Regions from separate parts of the Mus musculus genome. Here regions 1, 2, 4 and 5 are each linked to region 3. The links are chromatin loops, found by intact Hi-C in ENCODE. Cell type or tissue: heart. All regions are shown on one strand. Links, peaks and the distances in the headings refer to the core of each region. The heading gives the core; the rest is flanking DNA. Region 1 has its middle 34 kb from the start of Stmn4. Region 2 has its middle 47 kb from the start of Stmn4. Region 3 overlaps Dpysl2 (dihydropyrimidinase-like 2). Region 4 overlaps Gm30438 (a long non-coding RNA gene). Region 5 overlaps Ppp2r2a (protein phosphatase 2, regulatory subunit B, alpha).

Region 1 (6,355 bases), core at 1,407-5,406, 500 kb before region 3:
GTGAGGTTGACTGGTTCTCTGCCTTTACTCTTCCCTCCACCACATTTGAAAGAAACCTTCAGAAGTTCCCCACCTTCCAATGAACCTTCTATAAGTCATGTTAGCTGAGGAGAACCTCACTGGCTGGGGAGGAGTGGGAATGGTAATTGTAATTTTCCAGGAAGTAATTGTAATTTTCTTAGGATTATCTTTAACCCCCCCCCAATATCCATTCCTTACCCATTTCTGTGTCTCACCCAACATCTTTGTGACTAATGTATAAAACCTTTGCAAGGTATTAGAACTGTCACGTGTGTGCTAGGAATTGAACTCAGGACCTCTGGAAGAGCAGTCAGTGCTCTTAACCACTGAGCCATCTCTCCAGTACCCCAAATATACTAACTTCAGACCACCAAAGACATGCCTGCGTTGCGTTAACCCATCCACCTAATGTTTCCACCAATGTGTTCGAAAAGTACCTCAATATGCGACTTTCACAGTCCTGATACCTTAAAACTTCATAAAGCTCTTACCACATTGGAATATTGAATTTGAGGTCTCCCACATCTCTGTACCTGGGGCTGTGATCACTCACATTTGGCTCCAGAATGAACTATCTCTTGTTCTGTTGAGAGTTGTATTTGTATGCTGACTCGGACAGTCATCATGGTCAGCCAAGAGCTTGGTGGCAGTTGCTCCACTTGTCTTTCTTATCTTCCCGAGGCTAGGGCAGGTCAAATGGTTCCAACAGACCTTTCTGGTAGATTCCAGGGTCCCAAGCAGCAGCATCAGGAGGACTCTAAGTTCTTCCAGAGATGCAGGCTCATTTGTGTTCACCACTGTCCTGTTTAAAATAGTCAGGACATAGAGCCAGCCTAGACGCCCATCAGGAGAGGAGCAGATGATGAAAATATGGTTCATACATAATGGAATTTTATTAGGTCTTAAAGAAAGGCAAAAGCATGGCACTTGCTGGAAATGGATGAAGCTATAAATTATTATCGTAAGCAGAGGAACATCGCAGACCCAGAGAACCAAAGATTGCATGCTTTCTCTCATCATTTTTATGTGTGTGTCTCAGCGTAAGGGTGTGTGTATGGGTCATGGAACTAGAATGGGACCCACGAGAGGGGAAAAGATATTAAGGGAGGTTGAGAGAAGAGGAAGAAAGAGGATTACAGAACAAGACATGAAAGATGAGGGGACTGAGAAGGAGGTGGAGAGGAGAGAGAGATGGGGGAGGAGGAGGAGGGAGTAAGGGAGTCAGAGAAGGGGTGAGAGTGTGGAGGAGGGGGTGGGAAATGGGGCAGGGGAGGAGACAGGGACAAGGATTCACACATCAAAGTATGTCTGAGGATCCCATAGTGAGACCAATCACTTCGTATACTAACAAAACAAAACAAAACAAAACAACAAACAGATAAAATATAGTCAAACTAATGAAAAAGGCAAATAAAGGCCCTATCTCCTTCCCACGAGAAACTTCAAGGGCTGTGGCCTTTTCCCTACTGGAGCTCAGCTTCACTGGGACTGAATGATTGGCCTGAGTGCTCTCATTTTAAGAAAGGTCAAACCTCCTGGAGTTATAGTAACAAATGAAACAAACCAAACAACACACCATAAACAAGGGAAAGGCCTCAGGCAGCCCTCTGGGGACACCAACCTTTAAAACCAGCACAGGATCTGTGGGAGGAAATGTTGCTGAGGCACACAGTGGATGGATCAGGAGGATTTGCCTCTGGGGTTACTCTAGGGTTCTTTTTTCCTTGTGGGTGTTCCCCTTGCACTTTCTGTCACCTAGGCTGTGTGCATCACTGGGTGGCGGAGCGCATCGCTGTTGTATGTCTTGGAGCCGATGGTTCTTCAGACATTCTAGGGCACTGAAAGGGTTAAAGGAGAATTTTCCACCTCGGGGCACAGAAACTATTTGTGTTCAAAGATGTGTAAACACACGGGAAAAACCTGCACAGAGGCCTGCTAACTCCCCACTCCCCCCCCCCCCCGTGTGTGTGTGTGTGTGTGTGTGTGTGTGTGTATGTGATCTCAGAAGCCTAAGGCAGCCATGTGCCTTTGTGATCTCAGCATCCAGAAGACTGGGGCAGAGGTTCACAAGTTCTAGGTCAGCCACGGGGACAGACTGAGACCTTGTCCCTCTAAACCCCAACCCCCCCCCCCCCCGCCCAAACCAATAAGAATCGTGAAAAAAGATCAAAGCACCAAATAATGGCTCTCATTACACTTAGTTGCACAGGCAGGTGGGCTACTCTGAGAGAAATGGTAATTTTCATATAAAAGGAAAAGAAAACCAATGTCAATAGATTCTGCGGTGGAAATTCAAGAAGCCATGAAGCAAATCAAAGACAAGGGTAACAAGAACTAAGACACAATGTGGGCTGAGAGGAGGAAGAAAGAAACACAGAAATACTGACATTAGAGAATGCTGCACATCAGAATTCTGACATGCATAGGAATCAACATAGAAAAAACCAATTTTAACCATTGTGTAATACAAATTCAGAAATGTTTTTACTACAGAGGAAACAGGAGAAAGAATAATAACAAAATAAAGAGAACATATGTTAATAGTATCATTTTTCGATAGATGATAGGACTTTATCCTAAGCGAATAAGCATCCAGGGGAATTTATGGGCATTCCTCCCCACCACCCCAGGGCTCCGATTTTTAATTTCCCTAAGCTGGTCTGTGACAGTCTGGTGTATCTTCATATCTGATAATCACACTTAGCAGTTTTCTAGACACATTTTGCCATTTAAGTTTATGCAGTAGGGTCTTGCTACATCTCACAGGCTTATCTGCATCTCACTCATCAGGTGGCTTTCAATGCCAGTTCCTCCCTGTCTCAGCCTCTCAAGTGCAGGGGTTGCAGGTGAGGGTCTCCCCAGCTTCTACACTGCCATCTTAAAGCAAGTTGACAGTATTTAATGCACTTAAAGCAGGTCTCTGCTAGGAGTTCACACGGACTCCAATACATTTCTTAATATCAAACACATGTGTTTTCACATTCAAATTTTTATGTTCCCATCTCAGCTTTCTATCATGCTTTGAAGATTTGTCACTGTTTCCAGGACCCTTACTTTTATTAAGATAAGAACGGAAGTTTATTTTTGTAAAAATTACACACAGTCACTTTCCCTCGTGACCCCTCGTTCCCCCAAACCTCCCCCACTCCCTGAACCCCTTTTCTGGAGTTGATGATTGTTCATCTTGCTTTATTTTCTTGGCTTTGACTTTGGACCCCAGAGATCACAGGGAGCTAGCGCAGTACAGGAATATGACCAGCAGGTGGCGTTCGTACTGTTTCTACTACGGGAACCGCCCAGAATTCTCCAGGACAAATTTGCACAAAAGAGGCGACTGCAACCATAGCTGTTACAGTTGGTAATTAGGGATAAGGTTGCCATGGTGACGAGGGGTCTTGGGATGTTTATAGCTTTGCAAGAGCTGATGCCAATGAGCTATCGGATTGCTTCTTCCTTTGATGGTAATGGCAGGCAAACTGAGGTCATGCAAATGCTGTATGGTGCAGCCTGCTTAGGAAGCTATTCTGCTGCTGTTGTTATTTATGGGATAAAAGTATCCTGTTGAGAGAAACACACACACACACACACACACACACACACACAATTTGTATGCATGCACACAAGTGCACCATATTTATCTGACTTGTTTACATTTTCTGTATGTTTTATCTCCATTCCCCACATTTCTCAATGTGGTTTTCATTAAAATTCTCTGAGAAGAAAGGCTCCATTCATCTGACAAGCTCGGGAAATATTGCATGCTCATGCTTTAGAGGTTCACAGTGTACTTGAGCCAGAACGTCTTTGGATGTCCTATTTCACCTCCACACGCTCATTTGCCTCGTAAACCCACTTAAACAGACAATTCATTAACTCTCTCAGCTAATCACTCCTCATCTTCTCCTCAAGACGTTAATAGACATTCATTAAGTGTAGGTTTCCTTGTAGCCTTGCGCTCACATAAGTCTCTCCAGCAAGGCGTGGAGCTCTGATAAGCTAGCCTGTCAAAGGCTGTGTGGCCAAGACTCAATGGTTATTAATGGCTGCCTATGAACTCCTAAGAAATGGTTTCCAATTGAGCTATGTATCCATGGATACCACAGACTGAAATTATTCATTGTTAATGTCTTTATCCATCCATAAATTTTATTGGGTAAATGAGGCCACGCCCCAGACATGGCCCACAGCATTAATAAGTCATTTGTAGGTTAGCATAGTATTATTTTACATCTTGTCACATCGTTTCTGATGCTTTAAATTCAATCTTCTGCTAGTGTATTTTCCCCAGAGAGGCACCTCCTCTCCCATGAATAACCTACTTGTGATTGATCATAAAACAGAACTTATTAAAAGAGATTTTTAAAAACAACAACAAAAAAAAGGACTGAGAATTTGCTCACACATACTGCCTCTCGGGTGGGGGAGGGGAGTCACCCTCCCTGCACTTCATTGTGAAAAGGGAGGTCTGGTCCTCTCAAACTGTGGAAAGAACAATTGCCCTAGTCCACTAGGGCAGTGGCTGCCAACAGCTTTAGGAATGCACCAGTTGACACTCTTGGCTAGGCTGATAATGTTTTAGACCCACTCCAAATGTTGAAGGCGTTTCCTGTGACTTACCCCTCTTTACACTCCGGAAGGCCACTGGATTTTATTGCTAGGGGACCATGAGAGGAGCAGGAACATTTAAAAGACAGGCAACAGTAACCAAGTGTCCAGCTCCTTGTCAGTCACTTTGCTATTTATTGAATCCTTGATTAAGTTTAAGCCTTAAAGCCCACTAGATGGGTTTTACCAGCCCCATTTTACCAAGAAGAGATGAAGGCTGGAGGTGCCTTGCCTCATATGGGACAACTTGTAAAGTATAAATAAGGGGACATTTTTTGACTCTAGGTTTGTCCAAATCCAAAGTCAAACAAAGGCAGCAATATTTGTACAAGAATCAAATTATCCTCAAAAGAAATAAGGAGGAGGAAGAGGAGGAGGAGGAAGAGGAAGAGGAAGAGGGAAGAGGAGGAGGAGGAAGAGGAAGAGGGAAGAGGAAGAGGAGGAGGAGGGAGAGGAAGAGGAGGAGGAGGAGGAAGAGGAAGAGGAGGAGGAAGAAGAGGAGGAGGAGACCTAGGAGGAGAGGATCAGCTTGTTTCTTCCATGGGAGGTACATAATTAGTCAAAAGGGGAGGGTCCCTGGCTCTGGCCAACCCCTACGGTCTTCCACAACAGCCACTGTTCTATTTACCATTTGTGTTAGTTCCCTTTCCCGTTGCTGTGATAAAATACCCCAGCAAAGCAGTTTAAGGAAGTAGGGTCTGTTTTAGCCCTCACCTCCAGATCGTGGCCTATCACTGCAGGGAAGTCTGGAAGGCCGGAACTTGAGTTTGATAGTCACATTAGTAGTCATAGTCCAAAGCAGAGGGGAAGGACCGAAGGCATAGGTGCCACTGCTCAGCACACTTCTTCCTTGCTTACAGTCTCAGATTTCAGTCAGAGAATGGCCCCACCCCCTGTGGGCGTGTCTTCCTGCCCCATGCAATAAAGATAATCTCCATAGCACGCCCATCTTCCAGGTGACTTTAGACTGTCAAATTGACAATAAACACTGCCTGCTGTTGTTCCAAGCGTTTACTCCGTTACCAACTTGTCCCGCTTCTGTTGTGTGGGCTGAACTTGTATTGGCATTTATTCATATTTTTTAAAAACCCCTTCAGTCAATTTTACACTCATGGGTTCCTTTCGATCAAACCTCCAGTTATTTTAAAAGCTGGCAATTGCCGTCTACTTAGGATCTTTTCATTACCCATGACAGTTTGTCTTAGATTTCACTGATAATCAATGAGCTGCTCTTTTAAATACTTAGTGGATCAAATTAACGGCTTTAATTAACAACCTACATGAAAATCAATGACCTCCATATTCAGCTATTCCAAGTTTATCTGACTTGTTAGTCAGTAGGACAACACTTGCTTTTTGTTTTGTAACATGTATATTCCTTTAGATCACCGCACCTCAACCTTGCTAATGCTGCTACCCCCTTAATACAGTTCGTGCTGTAAGTGACTCCCCACCATAAAAATATCTCATTGCTACTTCATAACTGTAATTTTGCTACAGTTATGAATCATAGTGTAAATATCTGATATGCAGATGGGCTTAGGTGCCTTGTGAAACGGTTGTTCTACCATCAAGGGGTCCTGACCCACAGGTTGAGAATGGGTCCTTTGCATGTAGCTTTCAGATTTTATACAAACAACTCCCAACACGAATCAGGAAGACATCTGGGTCTTTCATCTCAATCCCTAATCATTGAGCTGCTCACATGGCTCTTTCTGTAGAAGACACT
Region 2 (6,355 bases), core at 831-4,830, 480 kb before region 3:
GAGTAGCAGGCAGTGGGGATCTGGAAGGAAATTCTGGTAGGGTTCAGCAATAGAGTCTGATAATGGGTCATGTGGGCATTACTAAGCCAGTGATCTGGAGGATGCTTTAGGCTTTCTTCGATGGCATGGGGGAGTGGTGATAACCAGACTCTGTCTCAAAGGCAGCTTATTGCATTTCTTCACCAGGAGAGCCAACTGTTGCTACTATGCAGATGCAGGATGGCCATCCTGCAACTATTATTATATTGAGCCATTTGGACAGATAAGCTACCAGGCTGCACCATGGTCCCAGATGTTGGGTTAGGACTCTTTCTATTCCTTTACATTTGTCTACCAATAGGTTGGAGAACTTAGTTATATCTGGCAGCCTTTAGGCAGGGGCTGAAAGGAGAGCTTGTTTCAGTGCATCCAGGGCCTTCTGATGACTGTCAGTCCATGTGAATCCTGACTGTTCCTTGGTTGCTTCATATAGGGGGTTGGCCAATTTGTCAAACCCAAGGATTCATAGGCTGCAGAAGCCTGTCACCTCCAGGAATTCCCTCACTTCCCTTGCATTTTTGGGTGTGGGGATTCTCAAGACTGTTTCTTTCCTGGCTTGGAATAGCCATCTCTTACCTCCTATGAGGACATAGTCCTCCTATGAGGAGGACATATTGTATCTCCTTTAGGCACACTGACTTTTGCCGAGCTAGGGGCGAATGTCCCCTTTTCTAGGTCCTCTCTTACCTTCATCTTTATTCGGCTGTTTGGGGCACCCTCTCCGATGCTCAGGCTCAGCCATTGCTGCTAACATGATCTTGTCTAGGTTCTGATTCTGCTGTTTCTCAGCCCTTACCTGTTTTTCCTCAGCACTTTCCTTATTGTAAAAAATCTTTTCTGCCATGGCCACTAAATCCTGGAGACTCTTTTCTCCAAGTCTCTCAACTCTCTGAAGTTTTCTGCGAATATCTGGAGCAGACTGGTTATTAAATGCCATGGCTACTGCTGCCTTTGCTTCCTGAGACTCGGGATCCATGAGTGTATTGCCTAAATGTTTCCATGACTCTTCCAAGGAAGGCAGCTGTTCTCTTCCAGTCCCTGTCTAATATTATATACGTTGCCTAAATTGGTTAGCTTGCAAGCTTCAGCCTTGAGATACCCCAATCAAGTCTGGTGGTGTCTTAGTTAGGGTTTTACTAATGTGAACAGACACTATGACCAAGACAATTCTTATAAGGACAAAATTTAACTGGGGCTGGCTTACAGGTTCAGAGGTTCAGTCCATTTTATCATCAAGTCAGGAACATGGCAGCATCCAGGCAGGAATGGTGTAGGAGGAGCTGAGAGTTATACATCTTGTTCTGAAGGCAAACAGGAGAAGACTGGCTTCCAGGCAGCTAGGATGAGAGTCTTAAAGTCCATGCCCCCAGTGGCACACCTCCTCCAATAAGGCTATATCTACTCCCATAAGGGCACACCTCCAAATAATGCCACTCCCTGAGCCAAGCATATTCAAACCTTCACAGGTGGTGACCAAGGAGTCTCCCCTTACCTTCAGCAGTATTACAATCCCAATCAGAGCAAGTGGTAGGGAACTCCTCATTGATTTAAATCAGCTCAGTGGTAGGGACCCCAGAGACACCAGGAAACAATTTCCTGGCCTCTGTCTGGATTCTCTCTCACTCTCTTCTGTTGTAAAGAGGACCTGTAATAGTTGCTGACAGTCATCCCAAGTGGGCTGATGGGTAAAAAGGGCAGTTTATAGCAGGGTTATCAAGGAAGGCACAGGGGTTCTCTGAAAAGGGGCCATTCTGAGATTTCCAATTATATAAGTCACTAGTAGTAAAGAAAAAACAAACAAACAAACAAAACCCCAAAACAATAAAACCAATAGATGTGAGGCTGGTTGTCTTGGTCCTGGGCCGGGAAGCTCTTAGTTCTTAGTGGGAAGACTTTAGAGTCAGGCCTAACTGTTTATTCTTCTGCGTGCTCCCTTTCTACTCTGCATTCCTCAGGTGGGTCCTGGCTCTTCTGTGGTGAGAAGGCTTTATGGCAGGGACCAGGGATTCCAGTGAAGCTCCTTCTTCTATAAAAAGGTCCTGTAAGGGCTAGGAAATGGGTCGATAGGGAGGGGGGAAATGAGGTCTTCATTCATTCTAGCCTGTAAAACAGGGTAGAGAGGGTCTGAAGGTTTAATTGCAGCCTGGTTCTGCCCTGACGGCTGTCGCTGAGATCATTCTGTTATGGCCAATCACTGAGTCTAGGTCCCATTGGTAAGAAGGATTTAACCTAAGGTGAGGGGTTAGAAACTAAGTCCTCCCAGACCACATATAAGGCACTTGATTGGGGTGCCCCAGCCAATGTGCAAAGACCTATCTGTGGACTTCCAGGATGATATCTAGTTGGAAGGTACCTTCAGGGGTCCATACTGCATCATAAATAGGCCATTCAGATTTATAAAAGGTCTCCATTTTCCCTTTTCTAATCTTCACTGACAAATTGTGTCTGTGGACCTTGATCTCCTTAAAATGCCCTAAGACTGAGTTGATTGTCTCAGTTACAGAATAGTAAAGTGCCTCGCACAAAACAGACAGCCACAAGGGGGTGGTAAAGGCTAGCCAGCAGATTCCTCCACTTTTATGGAGGAAAAAAATGAAGACAGGGCTAAGGTAGTGAGGGGTATAGCAGGGTTCCATATCTGCTAGCGGGTTCCATGCCCACGCCATCCTTCCCAGATATTAACACCAGGGACACTCCATACCCCAGGGGCACTCAGTCCTTTATGCTAGGCTTTGGAATGACTTCCAAGCTTCTTTGGCTATGATCCTCCAGAATGTCCAATGTAGCGGGGGTTCTGTCTTAGTCAGGTTTTCTATTCCTGCACAAACATCATGACCAAGAAGCAGTTGGGGAGGAAAGGGTTTATTCAGCTTACACTTCCATACTGCTGTTCATCACCAAGGAAGTCAGGACTGGAACTCAAGCAGGTCAGGAAGCAGGAGCTGATGCAGAGGCCATGGAGGGATGTTCTTTACTGGCTTGCCTCCTCTGGCTTGCTCAGCCTGCTTTCTTATAGAACCAAGACTACCAGCCCGGAGATGGTCCCACCCACAAGGGGCCTTTCCCCCTTGATACTAATTGAGAAAATGCCTTACAGTTGGATCTCATGGAGGCATTTCCTCAACTGAAGCTCCTTTCTCTGTGATAACTCCAGCTGTGTCAAGTTGACACAAAACTAGCCAGTACAGGTTCCATGTCTGCTTTAGTTGTCTCCTGCCATGAATAATCAAGAAAAATCAGGCAGTCAAGGCGCGCGCGCGCGCACACACACACACACACACACACACGAATCTGACAGACAAGACACTGACACAAAGACCAAAAATGAGGCATGTCTTTACCAGCTGGCCTCCTGTCCCTTTGGTTGGGAGTACTGGGGGTCTTAGGGTTCTCAGCCAATGCACCAAGATGTTATGTCCAGGTCACAGGGACCCCAGAGACCATTGAGGAGCCAATTCCAATGCAAACACATAAGGGTCTTTATTACGAGCAAGGACTCTCACTGTCACCATTGCAGTGGGTCAGAAATGAAAGCCTTGAGTCTAGAAACATTGTACTCATTATCAGAGCCTACATCAAAGGTAACATTCCCAACTAATAGAAGATTAGGTGGGGTAACACAGGATGTTACATTCACCTTAATCACAAAACCTGTTCCTTTTTTAAAAGGTCTATTTGGAATTATGTTTCAATTCTCCATGTTTGATTTTTTTGTGTGTGTCAAATGAAATGAATAACTGTATTTTATGAATAAGCTCCTACTCCTAATGAGGGGTGCTAACCATCTGCTTGATGCTCTTGAATTCTCTTTGTGCATAGAAACCTCAAGCTTTGATCTGAATATCAATGGAACAGCACTCTTTGAGAACACAGGTTTTTATGATCTTACACTTATTATATAAAGTCATATATGTCTAATTAGAGAATCTCTTTTCCCTAGTAATACTCTAGGTCTTTGTTAGATAATTTTATTTGTTGCTGTAAGTTTTTTTTCTTTTAAATATTTGATTTTTGAAAGGATTTTTATTTAGTTATCTGAGTACACTATAGCTGTCATCAGACACACCAGAAGAGGGCATCAGATCCCATTACAGATCGTTGTGAGCCACCATGTGGTTGCTGGGAATTGAACTCAGAACCTCTGGAAGAGCAGTCAGTGCTCTTAACTGCTAAGACATCTCTCCAACCCCAACCTGTTCCATTTTTATCTACAGCAAACATAACATCGTACAAGACAGCTGCCAATCTCCAGACATGTCTCTCAAAATGTCTAGAACCTGCCTTCCAAATGCCCACTGACATTTGCTTGTCCAGTATTGGATTGATTTCCAGACCAGTCCATGATTGAGTAGGGATAGACAGCTGGTCACGTTAAAGGAAAGAGGAGGGCCATTATAACAACTCCATTTGATTGAAGTTTTTGAAGGCAGGTTCCAGTCTTCATGTTTTCTATTCTGCAAATTCTAAAAGTCTGAGGCAAGGCAGCTTGTCCAGTCTGGAATATAGGCATTCCCATTTTAATGCTTTGCACTATAGCCTTAGAGATATTCTTCTTCCAAGTCTTAGGGTTCACAGAAACACATCCAGCATTCATAGTATTTCTAGTAAAACAAATAGGCAGGCCCTGGCCCCTAGCAGTGTAATTCACCAACTTGGAATACTTTTTATTTTCATACCAAGGAAATCCTAACAACTGAGTATAATTAGAGGTCATAAGTACTCAGAAGGATATAGCAGAGGTGGGTCAGGAACACCTTCCTCATCACCGTTGTCAGGGCTTTCAGCAAGATCATGGTCAGCATCATTCTTTGTCCCAGCTTCAGCATGTCTCACCAATCACTCTAGCAGCCACCACGCTCCTTCAGCATCCCATGAAAAAAACACAAACATGTTCTCTTCCCCATATTAATACCTGATTGGGATCATGCCATATGCCAGCAAGTGGATCCTTTCATTTTACCTGGGCATAAGTATGCCTAGTTGTAGGGTACAATAGACTCACAGCAGCAGAGAATCTCATGGCATCCAAGATTAAAAATTCAAAATAAATTTTTTTTTTTGGTGAAGGAGTATGCAACTCCCCTTTTAAAATATTTTTGTAACTGATTTTTTAGAGCTCCATGGGTTCATTCCATAATTCTCTGTCCTTGAGGAATGCAAAATTATGTACTTTATATAGATTATAACTTACATTTTATAATTTAACTCATATTTAATTCACATTTCAATCTAAACAATTAACATTTAATATATATTATTTTCACTTAAAATATAATTAATATTTAATGCACATGATTTATACTTACTGTATACAATATATACTAATGTATATAAATCATATTCAATGCATATAAATTATATTCTATGTATATCATTTATATTTAACTTGTATAAATTATATTTAATGTGGATAATTTATATATACATACACATGTGTGTACATGTAGTTATTATATATGTTACAATATATAAAATTTCTAACTTGTATGATATATGTTAGTTTATATAATTTACATATGGGGTCACCTGCTAGATTGGATCAGAACAGACAGGTTTGCTTATCTGGAGTCCATTTTATCTGTTACAGGTGGGTCCAAGTCTTAAGACTCTTGATTCACTGAAGTTTATGTAAACTTTAGTTTACAAAAGGCTGTACAATAGTATTTACCATTGTATTGAAATCCATATTTTAGAAATATAGTTAACGTGGGTCTGTTAGAAAACATGAGTAGACTCATGCCCTTGGGACTGAGTAAAAGCTGTAGGTTTGAGTTAAAAGGCACAGAACATTCTCTTCTCAGTCCAGAGGGCTGGATACACAGGTTGAACAGAGATGCTTTTAGCATGATGGGGAGCATCTTGAAGTTCATATTCAGAAGACAACCAAAGGGAAATAAAAATCTTGAGCTTATGACTGAATTGTAAACTGCCAGTGTTCCATTAGCTTATCAGAACTCCACTGATCAATGCTGAAATTCTGAACTTTGAAATAACAATAGCATGTGGGGAAAATATGAAACATTTCCCATTTTCCCTAAATCATTTCTTACATCTGTATACCTTGCATTTATATGCCTTGAAACATCTTCCTAGATGCTCCAGAATTTATAACTTGCATTTACCAACCTTAAAAAACTTTACTTGCATTTACCAAAATTAAACCTCTTTACTCTGAAGTATATTTTATTTCTAAACCATCACCATCCAAGTTCTTTTATATCCTCTAACCTTTGTCACTTGCACTTATCAATCTAAAACACTTTTATAAGCATTTTTCTTTTTATATCTTAACCTTCTGGATCATAACTCCCCTATG
Region 3 (6,355 bases), core at 1,271-5,270:
GAGGGTTATGAGGCAGTCTTCACTTTTAAGTTCTGATTTAAGCTGTGCATCTTGAAAACAGAAGCCAGTCCCTATGTCCTGTTCCAACTGGATAATGTGCACTAGCTGGGCTAGCTGGTACCTAAATACTGGTGTCAGCCATTAGGTAGGCGCTGTAGTCCCAGCACTCGGGATGCAGAGAAAGAAGGATCAAGATCCACCTAGACAGTATCATAGATAGGTAGGTAGGTAGGTTGGTAGGTAGATAGATGATGGAAGGATGGATGAATGGATACATACATACATACATACATACATACATACATACAGAGATTGGATCAAGATCCACCTAGACAGTATCATAGGTAGGTTGGTAGGTAGATAGATGATGGAAGGATGGATGAATGCATGGATACATACATACATACATACATACATACATACATACATGCATAGATTGGATCAAGATCCACCTAGACAGTATTATAGGTAGGTAGGTAGGTAGGTAGGTAGATAGATAGATAGATAGATAGATAGATAGATAGATAGATAGATAGATAGATGGATAGAAGATAGAAAGATAGGTGGATCGATGAAAATAAAGCAAAACTTTCCAGGAAAGCCCACTGTAAGGTTCAGCTAGCAGTCAGCAGGAGGAGGGCCCTATTAAATCACAGGGGAAATAACTACTTGTTAGGCAAGGTTAATGAGATTCACATTAATTTAAACAAAATAGCCTCTAGTTACATTGTTTGTTTTTGTTGCACTTTCCTGCACTTGATCTTAATGGATTTAGATTCATCTTGTTATTTACCAATTTGCTGTGAAATATTTTGTTTGGTTCTATCTATCCATCTCATTAGTGTCAAGCTCCTCCCTATAGCCAGACACGCAAGGTTCTTAACCCATGATAATTGACATTTCTGCCCATAAATGTCCAGAGACAGAAGGTTAAAACTGATTTATCTGCTCTGGCTGGAGCTTAAGAGAGTATTTGGCACATAGAAGGCCCAGGAAAAAAAAAAACAAACTTTAATTAATGAAGGAAAATACTTGTAGTTGCATATCTTAGTGAACTTTCTGCTCAATTCAGTGCAGGAACATAAAAAGGGATGAGAAAGAAGCATCTAGACTGACCGATCGGTTACCATGAACTGTAACTGTTAACTCTCTGTAAAGACACTCAATGGAAAATTCCTAGGAAATCATTATCTGGGAATAGGATATTGGTGCCAGTCTCCAAGACTTCTGGGTGTTTAAAAGTTAAATGCTTGACAACAAGGATGAATCTATCTATTCTGCATTCACAGTCTCTTCCAGAGCCCACCTCCCTACAATTCCTCACCCAACACCAACCAGGAAAGGGCAAGCATTGGTGTCCCTGTGAGACAGTCCTTATGGTAGTAACACCCCAAGCATCTGGCGCAGTCTTGGGGAATAAACTGAAGGGGGAGTTGAGACTGACTTCAGCCGCCCCCTGGACTCCCAGACAGTCCCCATGCTCAGCAGATATACAGAGCTTCAAAGCAAACCTCTTCTTGCAGAGAAGAAAAAGACACCTCCCAATAGTAGTGTTTGCCTACGTGCTCAGAGCCCAGTGGCCTTTAGCTGGGCCTGTTGGCATAGGCTTGTACCTGCAGCTACTCAGGACGCCGAGGCAGGAGAAACACAAGATTCACTGCTGGTCTGTCCAGCTTTCCATGACCGTATCTCAAAATAAAGAAGTAGAAAAGCACATTGTGCTTTCTTTCCTTTCACTTCTGGTTTTTGTTTGGTTGGGATTTTTTTTGTGTTTTGTTTTGTTTTGTTCAGATAAAATAGATGCTGTGCAGCATGCAGCCTGATCTCATAGTACGTGTTAATGATTGGTACATAAATAAATAGGCTTTGTCGCTTCGTTGTTACGGGGAAAAAAACAAAAGGCTTTTCCACATCACCACCATGCCAAAAACCACACCAGACTCAGTTTATTTTGGGCACAGTCACTGTGGTGGGTCTTGGTTCCAGCCACACAGCTCCCTACCCCCACCCCCTGGTCCTTGGAACTTCAGTGGAATTTTGTTCGCAAAGCTTGTTCTTGTGAGAAGAGGGGACAAGGAACAAAGCTGCCTACAGTTTATGTTGTTTCTCCTAACTGCTAGGAGCCTCATTAATCTTGAAATGAACCTCAGAATCATACAAGGAGCCCCTAGGAAAATATCCCCATGACTATATTTTCTAAAGTTATATTTTGAGTAGATTGGACAGAGAAAGGCTCTAACTCAGGGCCTTGTGCTTGCTGGGCAAGCATCTCTTGTGTAGGCACGCCCTCATCCTCTGAAGTTGTTCCTTCCTCTCCATCATTCTTCATCCTTCCTCCCTAATCCATACCTTTGTCCTATGTGCCTCCTATACTGTGTGGTGCAACTCAGCCCCGAGCCTGGCGGGAGGGTAGATCTCTTTTCTTTCTTTCTTTCTTTCTTTCTTTCTTTCTTTCTTTCTTTCTTTCTTTCTTTCTTTCTTTGTACTCACAGTGCTAAGAACTTGTGACAGAGTCTTGCTGACAGCTCACCCTTGTAAAGAGTGCAGCAGGAGAGCTTTATGTTTTGAAAAGATGGCTTGTGGAGATGAATGGAGTAGAGATAACACCCACCCTGGCTTTATAAGGTGCTTATGCCAGGAAGTGGGGTGGTGAGCTGAAGGCTGTCAATCTGATGCTCCAGGGTGACTAGCTAGCTGCTCTCAGTTCCTCAGTAGTTTGCCCAATACAGTATCTGTCCAGACCCAGCCCTCCAAGGTTCTTAGTTTCATTTTCCTTCCATGTGGAAAGCTGAAGTGACCATTTCTGCTTCTGAGGCGCTGCGGAAGCCCAACATTGAGAATATCACAGGGAAGGGACACTCGGAAACAAAATGCTGACGGGAAGATCGGAATCTAGATGTGGCCAAGAAGAAAACCGCAACACCCCCCTGAGCCATTGCGGCCAGTTACCCAGAGCTGCAGCCTCCGTCCGATGTGGTCTGCAGAGGTTAGGATGACACAGCGGCCAAGAGAAGGAGCAGGGATCCTGGGTTGCCAAAACCAAAAGGCTCTGACCAGGGTGCTGGGCTGCAGATGGGTGCAGGCAAGGATGACTGCTTTTCTGACTATGAAACCCCAAAGGGCCCAGATTGCCAAAGGACAGCTAAGCAGACATACATGAGACCAGACCAGCTACCACCTTCCATGGGTGCATCTTTTGGGTGTGGCTCAGTGAGGATCATCAGAACAGTCATAGACTACTTTTACCAGAACTGGGCCATATGAACTACCCGCCCCCTTTGGGCTCTGAAAGGGTCCTGAAGATCCCCTGACTACATGAGGCCAAGACGGGTATTGGGACACAAAGGAAATCAGGGTATTCCACAGAAGCAAACAGAATCGAGCTTTCTCTTCCAGCCTCCAGTTGGCACAGACACCACCCAAAGGATCTCAGGATTACACACACTGCACCCTGGTATGTGTGAATACAGAATGTCCTTGAGGTCTCTGTCCCTGATGGAGACACCCAGACCTAGCTGGCCTTCCTGTCTCAGGTCTTCCCCCTGGTGGCCAATGAAGAGTATGCACATAGTTCACTCCTTTATCCTGGAGCATTGGGGTTTCACACTGGGAGAGGGCTTTTAAGTCCCAGTGATATGAGCCAGTCTGCCCACCAATTATCTGACCCTGCCTCCACCCTCAGGGCCTGAATCTTCCACAGCTGAGTTCAGCAAGATTATTTTCCTCTGTGCACTGAGCCACAGGACCAAACCTTCTATTTCTGAAAGTGGAAACCAAGAAACTGAGCTAGCAGGAAGCTTTCACCCCTACTGAGAACTTCCTCTCCTCTCCAAAGTGCAGTGTGGCCTGCTCTTTCATTCTACAAAAGAGGGCTAAACATCACTGCTAGCTTTCCGCTTCTCTGGCTTTCAATATCAATCCAATCGGATGCAATGTCACTGTGCAGCTAATAAGGTAGGAACCAGCATCTATGGAGAACAGACTGACACCGTCAGTCATGGTGCTGAGACCTTGAACACATAATCCATGTGCAGGTCTGGCTCAGTGGGAGAGTTGGCTCCCAAAATGCAACGTCCTGAATTTGACCCCCAACAAAGTTCAAATTCAATACCAAAAAAAAAAAAAAAAAAAACAATACAAATCTTTCATCTTTCCCCAAGCCCTACCAGGGCTTCCCATCCTATCATATAGATGGAGAAAGTGAAGCCCAAAGAGGCCTCAAATAAAGCACAGCTTCTTGCTGGAGCAAGAGAAATATTCAAATCCAAGAACCCCTTAGTTCAGCAAGCCTGTTGTCTTCATGATAAAGCACTTGATTTGGAGAACTCAGGCTCTGCCTTGTATGGGAGCAAGGTTTGGCTGATCTACCTGACATCTCTGTCTTCACTGATTTCTATCCTTGACCCCCCACTCCAAAACACTTTCCCTTATCCCCCAAATCCATCCCTTTCTTGTCTTATTTCTCCCTGCCCCCAACTAAAACCAGTTTCTCCGGGCAGCCTTGGACTTCCGGTCATGAGAACCAGCACAGATGGATACCAACGTTTAAATGAAACAGTGCTTAGTGTTTCTCCCCACTGGAAGGATAACGTTCACCTCATAGGCCTGTGGAGGTCTAGATGCACAGTGAGTATATCTATCAATACATTCAGGGCACAATGGACAAAAACAGATGGCGAAATCCCCCACTGGCCCAACATTCTTAAATCTTCACTATTCATCAGAATTACAGAATTACCAGAGTCTGGCCTACGTTTGCATGCAAGACAGCAGAGCCACTGCAGGAGTTGTTGCCTCTGACCTTCAGTCTTAGCAAACTGGCCCCACAGCAACACTTCATAAAGCAACCCTGACAGAGTGTGTCCATGTCTGAGAGCAAACCTCTCCTGGAGTGAGAGTCTGTCTCCCACTCCCTTTCTAATCAGGGAGCGACACTTTGCCAACAGAGATCTTGCAGCAAGGGAGACATGCTGCACCTGCTGTGCCCCCAACCAAGTCACCTCTCACCCCATGTGGCTGGGGAGCCCTATGACATGGCTAGAGTGATTGAGTTTTTTTTTTTTTTTAGGTTTATTTCACCCAAATTAAACTGATTTTCATGTAAGTACCCACCTGAAGCATGTACCAATCACTCCTATGCTAAAGTCATAAAACCTGAGGTCTGCTTGTTATAGCAGCAAAATTCTGGCTACACTGACTGCTATCACTGTGACGGTTTGTTATGCTCCTCCCAGGGAGTGGCACTATTAGAAGGTGTAGCCCTGCTCGAGTGGCTGTGTCACTGTGAACGTGGGCTTTAAGACCCTCATCCTAGCTGCCTAGAAGCCAGTATTCCACTAGCAGCCTTCAGGTGAATATGTAGAACTCTCAGCTCTGCCTGCACCATGCCTGCTTGGATGCTGCCATGTTCCTGCCTTGATGATAATGGACTGAAGCTCTGAACCTGTAAGCCAGTCCTAATGAAATGTAAGAGTTACCTTGGTCATGGTGTCTGTTCAGAGCAGTAAAACCCTAACTAAGGCAATCACAATGTCGAGATCTTTAAATCCATATGAAATCCGTACATACACATTCTGTCTCCTCCCCTTCTTCCTGAAGGCCTTCTCCTTCCAGCCCCTCCTGCCTTCATTCTCATGGCCTCAGTGACTTGGACTGACCATTCTCAAAGCTGTCTGAGCCCTTGTTTCCTCACTCTGTCACCAAGAGTGAAAGAATCCCTTCTTCTTTCCCAGGTGAACTTCATGGTCCAACGTTTGCACAGCACCCTTCTGTTCCTCGGCCTGATAGATGTCCTTGATTCTGTCACCCTGCCCCCATCTCTCAAGAGCTAACAGAACTTGACCATCTTTGTGGCTCATGCTGAGGCTTGGCCTTGGGGAATTCACTACCTAACAAGGCCAGTGCTCAGCAAGAAAGTAATATGGCCTGGAGAGTACCAAGTTCCTGGGATGGAATCACATGTACCTACTCTTTCTCCCTTGCCCCCATTTGGCCTTTTAGAGACGGGATTTCACCATTAGAGCTCAGCTTGCCTTGAACTCTTGGTCCTTCTGCCTTGGCCACTCGAGTGCTGGGATTACAGATGAGTATCACTCCAGAGCAGAGTTCTCGTCTCCCCTCCAATCAGGTAGGAAGAGGTTGTTCAACTGAGGATTATTCCAGAATTTGTATTTGCTCCCATTCCTTCTCCCTTCTAGATCGCAGCCTCTTCCTCGCTACTTTTTATTTCCTTGAACTTGGGGACATGCTCCAGCCCTCTCACCAGCCTGGGCTCTGCGTCCTCAGCAGTGATTGCCCTGTCGTTGCCCTTTGTTCTTGGCCCTACTCTAGCAAGGTGGAGTCTATTCCTATTAGC
Region 4 (6,355 bases), core at 1,082-5,081, 320 kb after region 3:
ACCTACACTACATAAGACACATACACAGTCATGCACATTTACATAAACAAAAAGACACCGTTAAAAAGAAATTTTAAAACAGGAAGGGAAGTGGACTTGACTATCTACAGTTTGGTATCTTTGGGGATCATGGATTCAGCTATCAAGGAACAACTATGCAGCAGACCCCGTTTTAAATGCCTCACAAGGGTTTAGTTCACAACTTCTTTGTCACCTTTGACCTCTTTCCTAAATGAGACTTTTAAATGCATGAACAGTAATAGAATTACGGAAGGAAGCCATACAGAAGAGGCGGTTTAAGCATGAGTCACACTGGTCACATATTTACTTTGTTATCAGCACGTTAAATTACCAGATGTCATAGCCCGTGTAGTGCACACTATATTTAAAGTAATGGTTGCGCGCCTACCAGTTAGGACATCTGCAGCAGCTGTAAGTGCTTCTGAAGCATCATCAGAGGACTGCTAAGACTGTTGGGGTTGAACTACTTCTATTTCTGCCTAGATACATAAAGGAAGATGCTGTGGTCGAGCAGGGCATGCAGAGATGAAGATACCACTTCAAGTTCACATAGTTCCTTTTCGTTACTAACGGCTTGCTCCTAAGCTCCCCACTCTCTATTCCTTCCCTCACAGAAACCCCTCTCACACGCAGACATTGGGCACAAAACAGACAAGAAAGAGGTTGGGAGGATGGAAGAGAGAGGAGTTGCCTGGATTGCTTTATGTCAACTTATAGAAGCTTAAGGTATCTGAGAGGAAGGAACCTCGATTGAGAAAATGCCTCCATACAATCAGGCTGTGCCCAAGACTGGAAGACATTTTCATAATTAGAGTTTCATAGGGGAGGGCCTGGACCCTTGTGGGTGGTGCCACCTCTCAGCTGGAGCTCCTGAGTGCTAGAAAAAAGCAAGCTGAGCAAGCCATGAGGAGCAAGCCAGCAAGCAGCACTCCTCCATGACCTCTGCATCAGCTCCTGCCCCCAGGTTCCTGCCCTGTTTGATTTTCTACTCTGACTTCCTTCCATGAACAGTGCAGGAGAAGTGCAAGCCAGGTAAACTCTTTCCTCCCCACATTGTTTTTGGTTGTGGTGTTTGATCGCAGCAATGATAACCCTAACTAGGACAAGAACAATCTGTTGTTCTTGTCCTCACCGGTTTTGGGTTTCATGCAAACAGTAACATTCCATGTACCTGACAGTGGATGGTGGCTGTTTTTAGACTCCCACATCCAGACTCATGGTGTCTGCCCAGACACAGCAGCACCGCTGGGCACTGTCCTCTTGGCTGCCACAAAAAGGTATCAAAGGTTTGGCGGTTTAAAATAGCTGAAGTGTGGGGCTGTGGAGATGGCTCAGTGGATAAAGCGATTGCCTATAACCTCATCACTGGTGGGAGGCAGAGACAGAGAATCCCCGGAGCAAGCTGAGTGGCCAGACTAGCTGAAGCACTGAGCTCCAGGGTCAGTTGCAGTATGTGGACCTGGGTTTGGATGCTAGCACACATATGGCAATTCACAACCTTCTAATTCCAGTTCCAGGGATCCGACACCCTTTTCTGGCCTGTGCAGGCACTGCATGCATGTCAACCACATGCAGGCAGGCAAAGCACTCATACCCAGGACCAGCTAGCTGTCTTACCTTCCTGCTGCTGTGCCTTCCCCACCGTGCTTGACACATCCCGGCTCCCCCGCCCCCCTTTAAACTGTGAACCAAATTAGGTTGCCTTTGTAAGGGATTTGCTGAGAGTGGTTCTGCTGCATTCCAGGCAGGTGACTTGAGCCTCCTATTTCCTTATCTGTAAAATGGGCATAACAAGGGCACCTGCCTGGCCAGGTGTGGCCTGGATCGAGTGAGATGCTGTAAAAGCGTGTGTGGGTGGATGGGTGGTGGTGAAGATGATGTTGATGATGTTGGTGGTGTAGTTGCCCTGGTTATTAGTCCAGAGGACTCACCATTGCATTGATTACAGTACAGAAAGGGCTCAGCTTGCAAGGACTAACCAGACTTGGCTCTTGCAGGCCAGAATCTAGTATATGGCACGGAGATGCCTGGCAGCTGCCAGGAGTCCAGAAAGTAGAGTTCTGCAACTGCTGGGAGGGATGGTTGAACGGTTCACCAAACAACACTGGCATCAGGTAGCCTTTTGCCCCCACCTCCAAAGAGGTAGAAAAGGTGACAATAGAGGTTTTCCATTCCGTTTTTTGTGCCTGCGATGTGCGCACAGAGCCTCAGGAGGTAAACAATCCACCTCCACCAGCTTATCTACCAACTACGTTTTTTTCCAACAGTGCCAGCTTTAGAATCACAACTGCAACCAGGACCCTCTAGCATCCTGTGGAAGTCACTACCTCCCAAGCCCTTAAACCTTTGAAATGGCTTGTTTAAACGCGTCGACATCCTTCGGGTGCCTGCCTCCAGGAAGGAGGGAGAAGGCTGTGCAGTGATTGGCTAGGAAGTGGGCGGAGCCACTGCGTGACTGCTTGTGTTCCACCTCCTGTAGAAGTCCTGGCTGTCCGCAGGGAGGAGGAGGGGACTAGGGCAGCTCCACTGGGCGTGTTGCCTAGGGACACTTAGAAGATTGCAAGAGATTTTAATTTCTTGCTTAAGAGTCAGGGTCAGAGTCCCGTCTTATCTTAGTGGTTTCTGTCTGAACCTTCCAATGCCATCGCCCTACCTGTAATAGGTCGATAAAGTTAAATGGGAAAAAAAAAGAATTAGCTAATTATTTAATAAATGAAGCTGTTGCTTGCAGGTCACAGTCGACGATCCTGCTGTGTCATCCGTGGAGGGCTGAGTCAGCCCTGCCTCAAACCTGAACCCAGTGGACCGGGATCTGTACGAGGCTCTCTAGCTCCACCGTCTGGCAGGGGAGCGCAATGAGCTTTGCGACCGTGAAACCGAGACACTGTTAAGGATAAAAACAGGACTAAACCTCACCGAGTAGTTCATGTGTCCCTTTCCCTTTAACTCTCTATCCTCCAGCTAGATCCGTTTACCGGAGATCTGGGTTTCTGCTGATTGCTTTACAGAGCCCTCTGCCCCCGTGCTCCCCCAGGACTTCAGGCACGCCCTTGGCCAGAACCCAGGCGCCGCCTAGGCTCTCTCTTCACTTCCTGCCTCCTAACTCTCAAGAGGGGCGGAGCTGCTTTCTAGAAGGCAATTTGAACCTGGGCTTTTTTTTTTTTTTTTTTTTTTTTTTTTTTTTTGGTCATCACAATAAAGGGGAGCCTTACTGGCATTTAGTGGCGCTGACCCGCCATGCTGGACATCTAGTAGGATAGTTCATATTGTCTTAGGAGGTTTTTCAGATATCCTGCTGGACATTTGTGTAGGTGAATGCCATGCATTAACTCTCAGAGCTAGGACCAGGTCTATTCCATTTATAAACATAAAGGACTTTCTGTAAGACCCTCCTTTCTCTCTCCCACCGTCCTTTACTTCATTTCTTGCTACCATTCCCACCCCGTTCTTATTTTCTGCGACAGACTCTTGCTTTGTATAGTCCAGAGCTAGGACCAGCTCCATTTTATTTACAAACAAGTTTTTTGAAGGTCCTTCCTTCCTTCCTTCCTTCCTTCCTTCCTTCCTTCCTCCCTCCCTCCCTCCCTCCCTCCCCCTCTCTCCCTTCCTCTTTCCCTCCCTCCCTTCCTCTTTCCCTCCCTCCCTTCCTCTTTCCCTCCCTCCTTTCTTTCCTTCTTTCCTTCCTTCCCTTATTCTTTCTATGGAGCCCATGCTGACCTGAAACATGTAATCCTCCTGCCTCCGTTTCTTCCCAAGAACTGGAACTGCACTTATCACCGTAGCCAGATGAAGCTTTTATTACAACAAAATCTATACAATATTCCAGGCACCGTTTTAGCCATTTCTAAGTGAACAACATCAGTGGCTGACTTGTATTCAGAATGCTATGAAACCATCGTTTCTGTCAATCTCCAAATCTTTTCCATGACTCCAAACAGAGACAGGGTAGTCAGTAATCAGGAACTCCCATCCTGCCTCCTCTAGCCAGGGCTTCCTCTGATCTACTTTCAGTCTCCGTGAGCTTGTGGGTTCTCAGTACCTCAGGTGAGTGGATGCGGGCAGTGTTTGGCCTTTGTTTTGTTGACAGCTTAAAGGAAAGTTGCCACCACTGCAGATATAGCTCCATGCCTGCTGTTTGAATCATAGTAAAATACAAATGTATCAGTCTGCGCTTATAGCTGTCTCAAGCCACATGGCTGCTTGCATCTGAAACAGGATGTTTTATAACATAACTGTCCGAATATTCACATATCCGAATATGTATTATTTTGTATGTTCTTATTTACATTTTTATACTAAAACTTGTATGTGGGTAGCATACTGATTTAACTTTAGTAAAAGTACATTACAAAACATTTATTACAGAAAGAGACACAGGGTGTGGTGGGGCTAAAATTTCCAAACAACCAGTCCTGAGATCTGGGGTATATCTCTGGAAATGGCATGCTATTAACTTCCTACGACTACTACCTGTCTCTGGAAACCTGCATGGTTAGTCCTCATTCCTCAAGCAGTAAATCTCCAAACTATCTCTTCTGTTGACTTTTGGTCACTCTCTGCTTTCTGTGGCCTGGGAAGTACAGTCAGTCAGGGGCCTTTATTTCTGTGTTGTCAGTGTTGGGCACTGTCCTTACTACTACCATTCCTGGCTCACAATAGGCACAGGCATTATAAAGAATTGACAGGGAGACTTTATTTTTTAATATTTATTTTTCTTTTAAAAGATGTGTGTGTGTGTGTGTGTGTGTGTGTGTGTGTGTGTGTGTGTGTGTGTGAGAGAGAGAGAGAGAGAGAGAGAGAGAGAGAGAGAGAGAGAGAGAGAGAGAGAGAAAGAGAGAGTCCCTGCAACTGGAATTAAGGCAGTTGTGAGCTGTTGTGTGAATGCTGAAAACCGAACTTGGGTCCTCTGCAAGAGCAGCATGTGCTCTTAACCACTGTGCTATCTCTCCAGCCTGAGAAAAGATCCCTTCTAGGCCCACAATTAAAGCCAGCAAGTCAAATAATGTGTGTATACATGCACACCCGTACACACACACACACACACACACACACACACACACACACACACTCATGACTTGAAATAGTTTTCTGCTCTTCACCTGCTGAGCACTGTCTCCTCATGAGGACTGCAGGCTCATCCATGCAGAGCTCCAGATGAACTCAGGGCTTGGCAAACGCTTAGCATATGCTCTGTGTCGAACTGAACTCCCAGACTTTAAAGCTGGGTTTTCAGCATCCAATAAAACAACAGACCCCAGCGCAAGGCCCCTGCATTTCACACGTGGGAACCGGAACCACACTACGCTTGCTTCCCACTGAAATTTATCTGGTTGGGAACACTTGAATATTGATTTTTTTTTTCTGCACAAAAAGGCAGGAAGTGTTACATATATTGTTTCCTAGCCAGCCACCTCTTTATTATTCCTGTTTCCTTGGCCTCAGAGTCTTTCTTCAGAGTGCATGATGCCACGCCTCTTTAAATGAACTCCAATTTGCCAGGTGGTGATGACACACACCCTTAATCCCAGCACTCAGGAGGCAGAGGATGGTGAATCTCCGAGTTCAAGGCCAGCCTGGTCTACAGAGCAAGTTCCAGTAGCCAGGGCCACACAGAGAAATTCTCTCTTGAAAAGCAAACCAACGAACAAACAAAGCTCCTATCTGGTTGCTAAAGATCAAGCACTATTTCTTGACTTTACAGTGGTGCGATGAGCTTTCCATGCGACCATTTATTTATTTTTTCCTATTCCTATAGAATGTTCCATAGGTTCTGTGAAATCCTTTGTTAGATACAGGGCTTTGTGTGAAAGGGCCTGGCTTGCCTGAAGGCCAATGCAAGCTGAGAACGGATGGCAGTAGACTACATTTTGGATCTAGACTCTTTCTGAAAGATGCTGTGTTGAGGTTTGGTTCCTAACCTGTAGCATTATTGGTAGGTAGTGAACTGATTAGTAGGTAGGGCCTAATGGAAGGAGGTTAGGTCACTGAAATCATGCCCTCGACGAGTGTATTGGAACCCAAGCTCTTCCTGTGTCTTTGTTTCCTAGCTGTGATGAGATGAGCAGTTCCCTGGCATGTTCTTATCATGATGTACTGTGCTACCACAGGCCCAAAGCAAGAGAACCAAGCAGCACAGACCCAAACCTCTGAAACCATGAGTCAAAGCAAACCTCTTCTTTGTAAATGTTGGTTATCCATTTTTCCCTTCCTTCTTTCTTCCCTCCTTCCCTTACTTTCTCCCTTCTGTTAGGCAGTTGCTATGGAGTTCTTGCCGTACAGCTATTACGTTAGGCCAAGATGAGGTGTTTTGTGGTGTGGTGGTTTAAATGAAAAT
Region 5 (6,355 bases), core at 1,327-5,326, 140 kb after region 3:
CTGCTCGGGACGTGCGGGTGCGGAAGTCGAGCTGATACGGGCGCCAGGAAAGAATTCCTGCGAGTCAGTCGCAATAGCCGGAAGGGCTGAGCTAGGAAGTTGGCATTGGATTGAGATTAGGGAGGAGTGTGCAGCCCGGAAGCGCGCGGGGCCTGAATGGAACCCCTCCCACGCCTGCAGTATCCACTTAAGAACTCACCCGTGGCTTTAAAGAAGCAGAAAACCCCAGTTCCTCCCCTTAGTGAAACATCCATTTGTGCCTCCCACAGAATACCGTGGGAGGTACCTTGGAGCTAATCACCTTGTTGGAATTTATAACATTTTAATTGCAAAGGTAACATGTAATCACGGTTTAAAAAAAAAATCAATGGCTGGGCGTGGCGCACACTTGTTATTTCAGCTCTTTCTAAGACTGAGGCAGGAGGATTTCGAGTTCCCTGCAGCCTACGCTATCGAGCGACCCATTGCCTTCAAAAACAAATTAAAAGGGAAAAGAAAATACAGATTTACCCAAACCCTGGTTGTTATCTATCTCTGTAAATGCCCTACCTCCTGTACGCTGGTTGCTGACTCTGTTAATGTTCCTAAATACTCCTACGTCGTATCTTTGTCAAGTTTCCTTGACCCGATTTTTGTATAATGTTTTTCTCAATATTGTACTTGCCTTTTAACTTTGCTTTAATTGCAGTTGTTGAATTTTCATGTAATTGTCTTTTTTAAAAATATGGTCTGAGATACCCAAACACGGAAATACTAAATCTAGGACCAGCCAGTGAGATGGTTCTGCCGGTAAAGGCGCTTGCTGAGTAAACCTGCAGACTGAGTTCATTGCCCGGAGCTCCCGGTAGATGGGAAGAAAGCTAACAAAGTTGCCTTCTGACCTCCACCAATGCACCGTGGCATATGCCCTCCCCCTCTAAATCATAAATACAGGCACACACAATAAGTCTTTGTCACTTTGAATTGACATCCAAAAACATGATCTGGAGGGATAGCTTGGGGGGTTAAGCACACTGGCTGCTCTTGCAAAGGACTCAGGTTTGGTTCAAAACACCCACATGACAGCTCGTTCACAGGGCACTCAATGCTGTCTTCCGGCATCTGAGGGCATGAGAAACCCGCATGGTACACAGACATACGTGCAGGCAAACATCCACATGCATTTATAAAACCCCAATTCTCTGGTGAGATGACTCCGGTTAAAGGCTGGGCTGCAGCCCAGAGTTATATACTGAGTTCAATCTCTGGGGCTCACATAGTACAAGGAGAGAACCTACCCCACAAACTGTCCTTGGACCTCCACATGTACACAGTGCCATACACACATAAATAGTGATAAAAATCATCTCTTAGGCCTCCCACATACAGTGTTATATTTATAAAGGCATAATGCAGGTATAAAAACATTCCTCTGGGTCTTCTCATTTTATGTCTAAGTACTTCATGTACCTGAGACTGACTTAACATATAGTGCAAAGTAGGCAAAATAGACCACTCATCTTATTCTCTGACCTCCACAGGCATGCCTCCTCTCAAATACGTAAATAGAAAATTAAAGCAAAAAGACAGATTTTTCAAAAGATCCAACTAGGAATGAAAAGAAACACGCCTCATATTGAGAATGTACTCTTTGGAGCATACTCTGTAAGAATCTTATATCCAGACTAGAAACACTGGGAGCAGGCAAACAAACTGGGTCACATTGTTCTGTTTCTTTCAGACTCTGTATGAACCTTTTATTTGCGTGTATGTGTGTGCATGGGTGGATGCATGTGTACAATCTCCATGACTTGCACCCCCCAAGGCAAGAAGATTGACTGGATTCCTCTGGAACTGGGATCACAGATGGCTATGATACACCATGTAGGTGCCACAGGAGATCCTGAGCCATGGCTCTGGCCCCACCCGAACCTTTTTGATAGTGTGGCTTGCAGTCTAGGCTGGCCTGGGACCCTGCATTGCTTGAGCATGACTTTGGATTCCTCACCCTTTCCTTGTTTCGAGGCTGTTGTGATTACAGGTGTGCACCACCACACCCAACCTAGGTCACCATTTCCTTTCTTTCTTAAATGGATAAAAGTGAAAAGCCAGTTTTTGTTCAATTAGAGATGTGAAAACATGGCTGATAGCCGGGCGGTGGTGGCACCCACCTTTAATCCCAGCACTCAGGAGGCAGAGGCAGGCGGACTTCTGAGTTTGAGGCCAGCTTGGTCTACAAAGTGAGTTCCAGAACAGCTAGGGCTAGAGAAACCCTGTCTCAAATAAACAAACAAACAAACAAAAATACCACCCCCCCCCCAAAAAAAAGAAAGAAGATGGTTGATATAATCATGATTCAAGGTTTTGTTATTTTGGAAATAATTTTTAAAAAATATTTATTTATTATTATACATAAGTACACTGTAGCTGTCTTCAGACACCAGAGGAGGGCATCAGATCTCATTACGGGTGATTGTGAGCCAACATGTGGTTGCTGAGATTTGAACTCAGGACCTTTGGAAGAGCAGCCAGTGCTCTTACCCACTGAGCCATCTGGTCAGCCCTTGGAACGCATTTTTGTCATCATGTCCCAGATCTGTAATGTCCCTATCCCATAAGGTACTAATTCTGGCTGTAGGGCTGTACACTAATAGTTTTTACACTGAGACTGGGATGATTATTAATTTCTACTTGCAAAATAAAAACAAAAATCAAAACCAGGAACTGGCTATGGAAAATCCACACAAGTGTGGCTATGTAGACAAGAAAATCCTCTTTATAGATAATACTTGAAAGTCACCCACCAGCACACACTTGGAAGACAGAGAAGCAAGAACGTCAGTTCAAGACTACCCTTTGAGCTGGGCGGTGGTGGCACACACCTTTAATCTCAGCACTTGGGAGGCAGAGGCAGGTGGATTTCTGAGTTCGAGGCCAGCCTGGTCTACAAAATGAGTTGCAGGACAGCCAGGGCTATACAGAGAAATCCTGTCTCGAAAAACCAAAAAAAAAAAAAAGAAAGAAAAAAAAAAAAAAGACTACCCTTTATCTCAAAACAAAATCCTCAACATGGGAATCAGGGGGAAATAGGAAGGCATTACGCTTACATAGGATGAACCCAGTTCCTCTAGAAAAACAGGCCTAAGGACGTTTGAGTGAACATTCTCTCGCCTTAAGCGCTTTTTAACTGTCCAGAGAATCGTATTTACACACCTTGCTGTTAACTCTGCACAAGTGTGCGTGAAGTCTTTGGTCTTGTAACAAGGTTTATCAGATCTGCCTTTGCAAGGGAAGAATGGTAAGTAAGTCCTTTCTCAGAGAGCCTGGTGCATTCAAACAGGCGTTGGATGTCTATCACGGGTCTCAAACAGTCCCCTAGTGGGAACTCGCTCAAACCGGTTGCTGGTCCTATTTCTAAATATTTTTATGCCAGTTAAACTTCCTGCTTGAAGGATTCTTTGTAGAATTCAAAGTTTTTGGTTGTCTATGTGACAAGCAAGGTGTTATGAAGGGCCATTTTATGTTAACTTCCAATCATTAACCTGGATACAAGCACACTTTAAAATCACTGTTTACTTGGCCTGGTTTGGGTTTTAATGGCATACCTGTCTATACAATCCACAAACAGTTCACAGAGGCTGGTCAAGATGTAACTACTGCCCCCTGGTGGGAAACTACTCAAACCGGTTGCTGGTCCTATTTCTAAATATTTTTATGCCAGTTTAACTTCCTGCTTGAAGAATTCTTTGTAGAACCCGAAGTTTTGTGGTTGTCTATGTGACAAGCAAGGTGTTATGAAGGGCCATTTTATGTTAACTTCAAATCTGTAAAGTCTCTATTTCAAACATAGGGCTAGTGCATCCCACATGACCCAGTATCTTAAACATTTGAGAACCCCCTCAGGTCCCACAGATTCACTATACATGATAAGAATGCTGTGTAAGAAACTCACACAGCTTCAACTCTCCATCTTTAGATAGACTAAGGGTTCTCAAATAGCTTAGAAAATTGGTAAGATTCATTATTTAGACACACTTAAATTGGGAAAGAGAGGGGGACAGACTCTTCATAGGTAGCTCGGAAACCTACTTTGTAGTCTGGCCTTGAACTCAAGGGATTAGCTCCTTGCCTTTATCTAGAATGTTGTGAGACTTTGTAGAGTAGGCTTCGGCTTTGTCTCTAGTGTGCTGGGACTGAAGGTATATGGCCACAGCAGACCTTAAACACACTACTTTTTAATGTCGTGTGTGTGCGAAAGAGAGGACATGCAGGTGTGGAGGGGAGAGGACAACTACTGAGATACACTTCTGTCACTTAGGTTCTGTCGGCTGATCTCAGATCATCAGGTTTGGTTCCAAGTGCCTTTACGCACTGAGCCATCATTCCCCCCCCCCAACCCCCCACCCCTGAGACAGGGTTTCTCTGTGTAGCCCTGGCTGTCCTGGAACTCAGAAATCCGCTTGCCTCTGCCTCCCAAGTGTTGGGATCAAAGGCGTGCATCACCACGCCCAGCACACTGAGCCATCTTGATGCTGGCCCAGTCAGCAATTTTGGGTGGCGTTAGGGAGAGACAGTACAAATTATTTCTATTTGAAATCATGTGGTATAGAAAAGATGGATATTCTTAAATAATTGAATGGTTTAAGTTTCACCAAAAATGCTTTTGCCAGCACTGCTTAGCTCTACATGCACACAAATTTTCTAAAAATAAACATATTACTGTAGTAAGTTACATGTGACTCTGTTTGCATTTCTCTAGGGTTGGTGGGATGGTTAGGGGTAGCAGTGCAAGCAGTGAACAAGCCTGAAGACCTACAGTTTGATCTCTGGACTCCATGGTGGAAAAGCCAATTCCTGCCAGCTGTCCTCTGACCTCCACATGCATGCTGTGTCAGATGCACTCAGGCACCACACACATAGTAATAACAACAACAACACAACAAAGTATCATGTCTAAGATTTAGGGGTTTAAATAAAAATTTCAGGAATACTTTTTAAAAAAAATCTGAGAGAAATGGATATACAACTTGATACTGAGAAGTTAGTTATTATGAAGTCTATTATAGGTTTATATATTACCAATTTTTATTGCCCAGCCACCAAGTGAAAACTGACTTTTAACAGAATGAGAGATCTTCAAAAAAATTCCAGCACTTCAAAAACATTACAAGAGGGTTAAATATTTGTATGGATCGTCAGAGATTAGCAAAATACAATCAAGTTGACAAGACATTTATTCTATAAGTTTTATTAATAAAAAGTTGACTATATAAAATGAGTGGCTGGGCTTAGTTTGCTACACCAAATATATTAGAAAAACAATTATTATAGGTTATTAATAGCATTCCTGATATCTTAAGTTGACAGGTCTCTTCCAACTATACAAAACTAAGCCTTATAGTGATGGGTGAGAATCATAAAAACTACCATTTGAGAAAAAAAAAAAAAAAGACTTCTACTGACTGCTTGGTGGCTCAAAGCCAAACCATAGGAATGCCACTATCCCAAAGGATATGAGAAATTATCCCATCAAAACTTTGTATTGTGGATCCTTCTAGATTCGCAACTATACAAGCCAAAGAAAGAAAGAGATTAAGAATGCACCCACAACCCCCAAATAAATTAGTAAAAGTGCCATTAAGAATTATCAGACATTTTGTTTAAATACAAATTCAAATTTAACTCCAAAAGATACAGTAACTTTATTACATAAAATTTCTCCTGTGCGCTAAAAATATTAACGTACAAGACATAATATATGTGTAAGTGTAGAGGGAATTGTGGTGGAGTTGTTTAATCATTTTCATTACTGAAGAACAATAGGCAGTGGGAATATATAAGCACGCAGAGTCCTCTATATTCAACATTGTTATATTACTGTTCAATCAAAATATACTACCATTCTCATATAAATGCCTGCTCATTCATCTTTTAAAAATAAAGTCCATTCTCTCTCCATAAAGCTTCCTGCAGGACTGACCACGGTCCATCCCACACTAACTGGGACACTCTCCATCTTTGGCTAGGGCCTCAGCACTGGAACACTGTGGATCATCACACATCTGGTGCTTACGCAGCTGTTGCAGTCCATGCATCACCGTACCTTTAAAAGCTTGTCCCGAATATACCTTTGGAAAACCAAAAGACGTATCTATGGCAAAGTACAATTCAGTGATTCCACAGCAATTAGTACAAAACAGCTCTTTAGTGCAGCATCCGGTTTCATCTACCACGTTACTTCCAGACGGAATTCCAGTCTACTGTGCCTGAACAGCGAGAAAAGTCAACTTGTCTACTTGGTATTTCCTAAGGCAAAGAAATGAAGCACTGGAAGAAGACTTCAGAGTGAAGCTCCTCAACTGTGGTTCTCATTGAC

Evidence for each region. A loop is a pair of places that touch in the nucleus more often than their neighbours do. Peaks named below come from ENCODE experiments on the same cell type or tissue, not always from the same donor. Only the 100,000 strongest peaks of a DNase experiment are listed, where the experiment ranks them.
Region 1: a loop joins it to region 3, with 3 times the contacts of the local background. A loop is called at or near these places in 8 of 42 quality-filtered maps.
Region 2: it touches region 3 in a loop (3-fold over the local background); 9 of 42 quality-filtered maps call a loop at or near these places.
Region 4: it touches region 3 in a loop (2.7-fold over the local background); 2 of 42 quality-filtered maps call a loop at or near these places.
Region 5: it touches region 3 in a loop (3-fold over the local background); 7 of 42 quality-filtered maps call a loop at or near these places.

Annotation. Positions count from the first base shown.
Region 1 is chr14:66,374,752-66,381,106 of GRCm38, forward strand. No RefSeq gene overlaps it. Among named protein-coding and RNA genes, the nearest start is that of Stmn4, 34 kb to the left of the region's middle. In heart, for the core only: a CTCF peak has its summit at 3,277 (motif pointing right); no DNase peak of the experiment used is centred there.
Region 2 is chr14:66,388,388-66,394,742 of GRCm38, forward strand. No RefSeq gene overlaps it. Among named protein-coding and RNA genes, the nearest start is that of Stmn4, 47 kb to the left of the region's middle. In heart, for the core only: a CTCF peak has its summit at 2,581 (motif pointing right); no DNase peak of the experiment used is centred there.
Region 3 is chr14:66,870,012-66,876,366 of GRCm38, forward strand. All of the region lies in intron 1 of Dpysl2 (dihydropyrimidinase-like 2), which reads right to left. It overlaps Gm5464 (predicted gene 5464), which reads left to right. Exons shown (of 1, transcript NR_157372.1): 1 at 1-994. Among named protein-coding and RNA genes, the nearest start is that of Gm5464, 4.3 kb to the left of the region's middle. In heart, for the core only: a CTCF peak has its summit at 3,546 (motif pointing left); DNase peaks (open chromatin) are centred at 2,840 and 3,550; H3K27ac peaks cover 1,342 bases.
Region 4 is chr14:67,186,046-67,192,400 of GRCm38, forward strand. It overlaps Gm30438 (a long non-coding RNA gene), which reads left to right. Exons shown (of 8, transcript XR_874742.2): 8 at 2,753-3,167. Among named protein-coding and RNA genes, the nearest start is that of Gm30806, 12 kb to the right of the region's middle. In heart, for the core only: a CTCF peak has its summit at 2,878 (motif pointing left); DNase peaks (open chromatin) are centred at 1,806, 2,486, 2,836 and 3,056; H3K4me3 peaks cover 1,296 bases; H3K27ac peaks cover 967 bases.
Region 5 is chr14:67,009,014-67,015,368 of GRCm38, forward strand. It overlaps Ppp2r2a (protein phosphatase 2, regulatory subunit B, alpha), which reads right to left. Exons shown (of 10, transcript NM_028032.3): 10 at 5,043-6,355. Among named protein-coding and RNA genes, the nearest start is that of Bnip3l, 3.3 kb to the left of the region's middle. In heart, for the core only: a CTCF peak has its summit at 3,644 (motif pointing left); no DNase peak of the experiment used is centred there.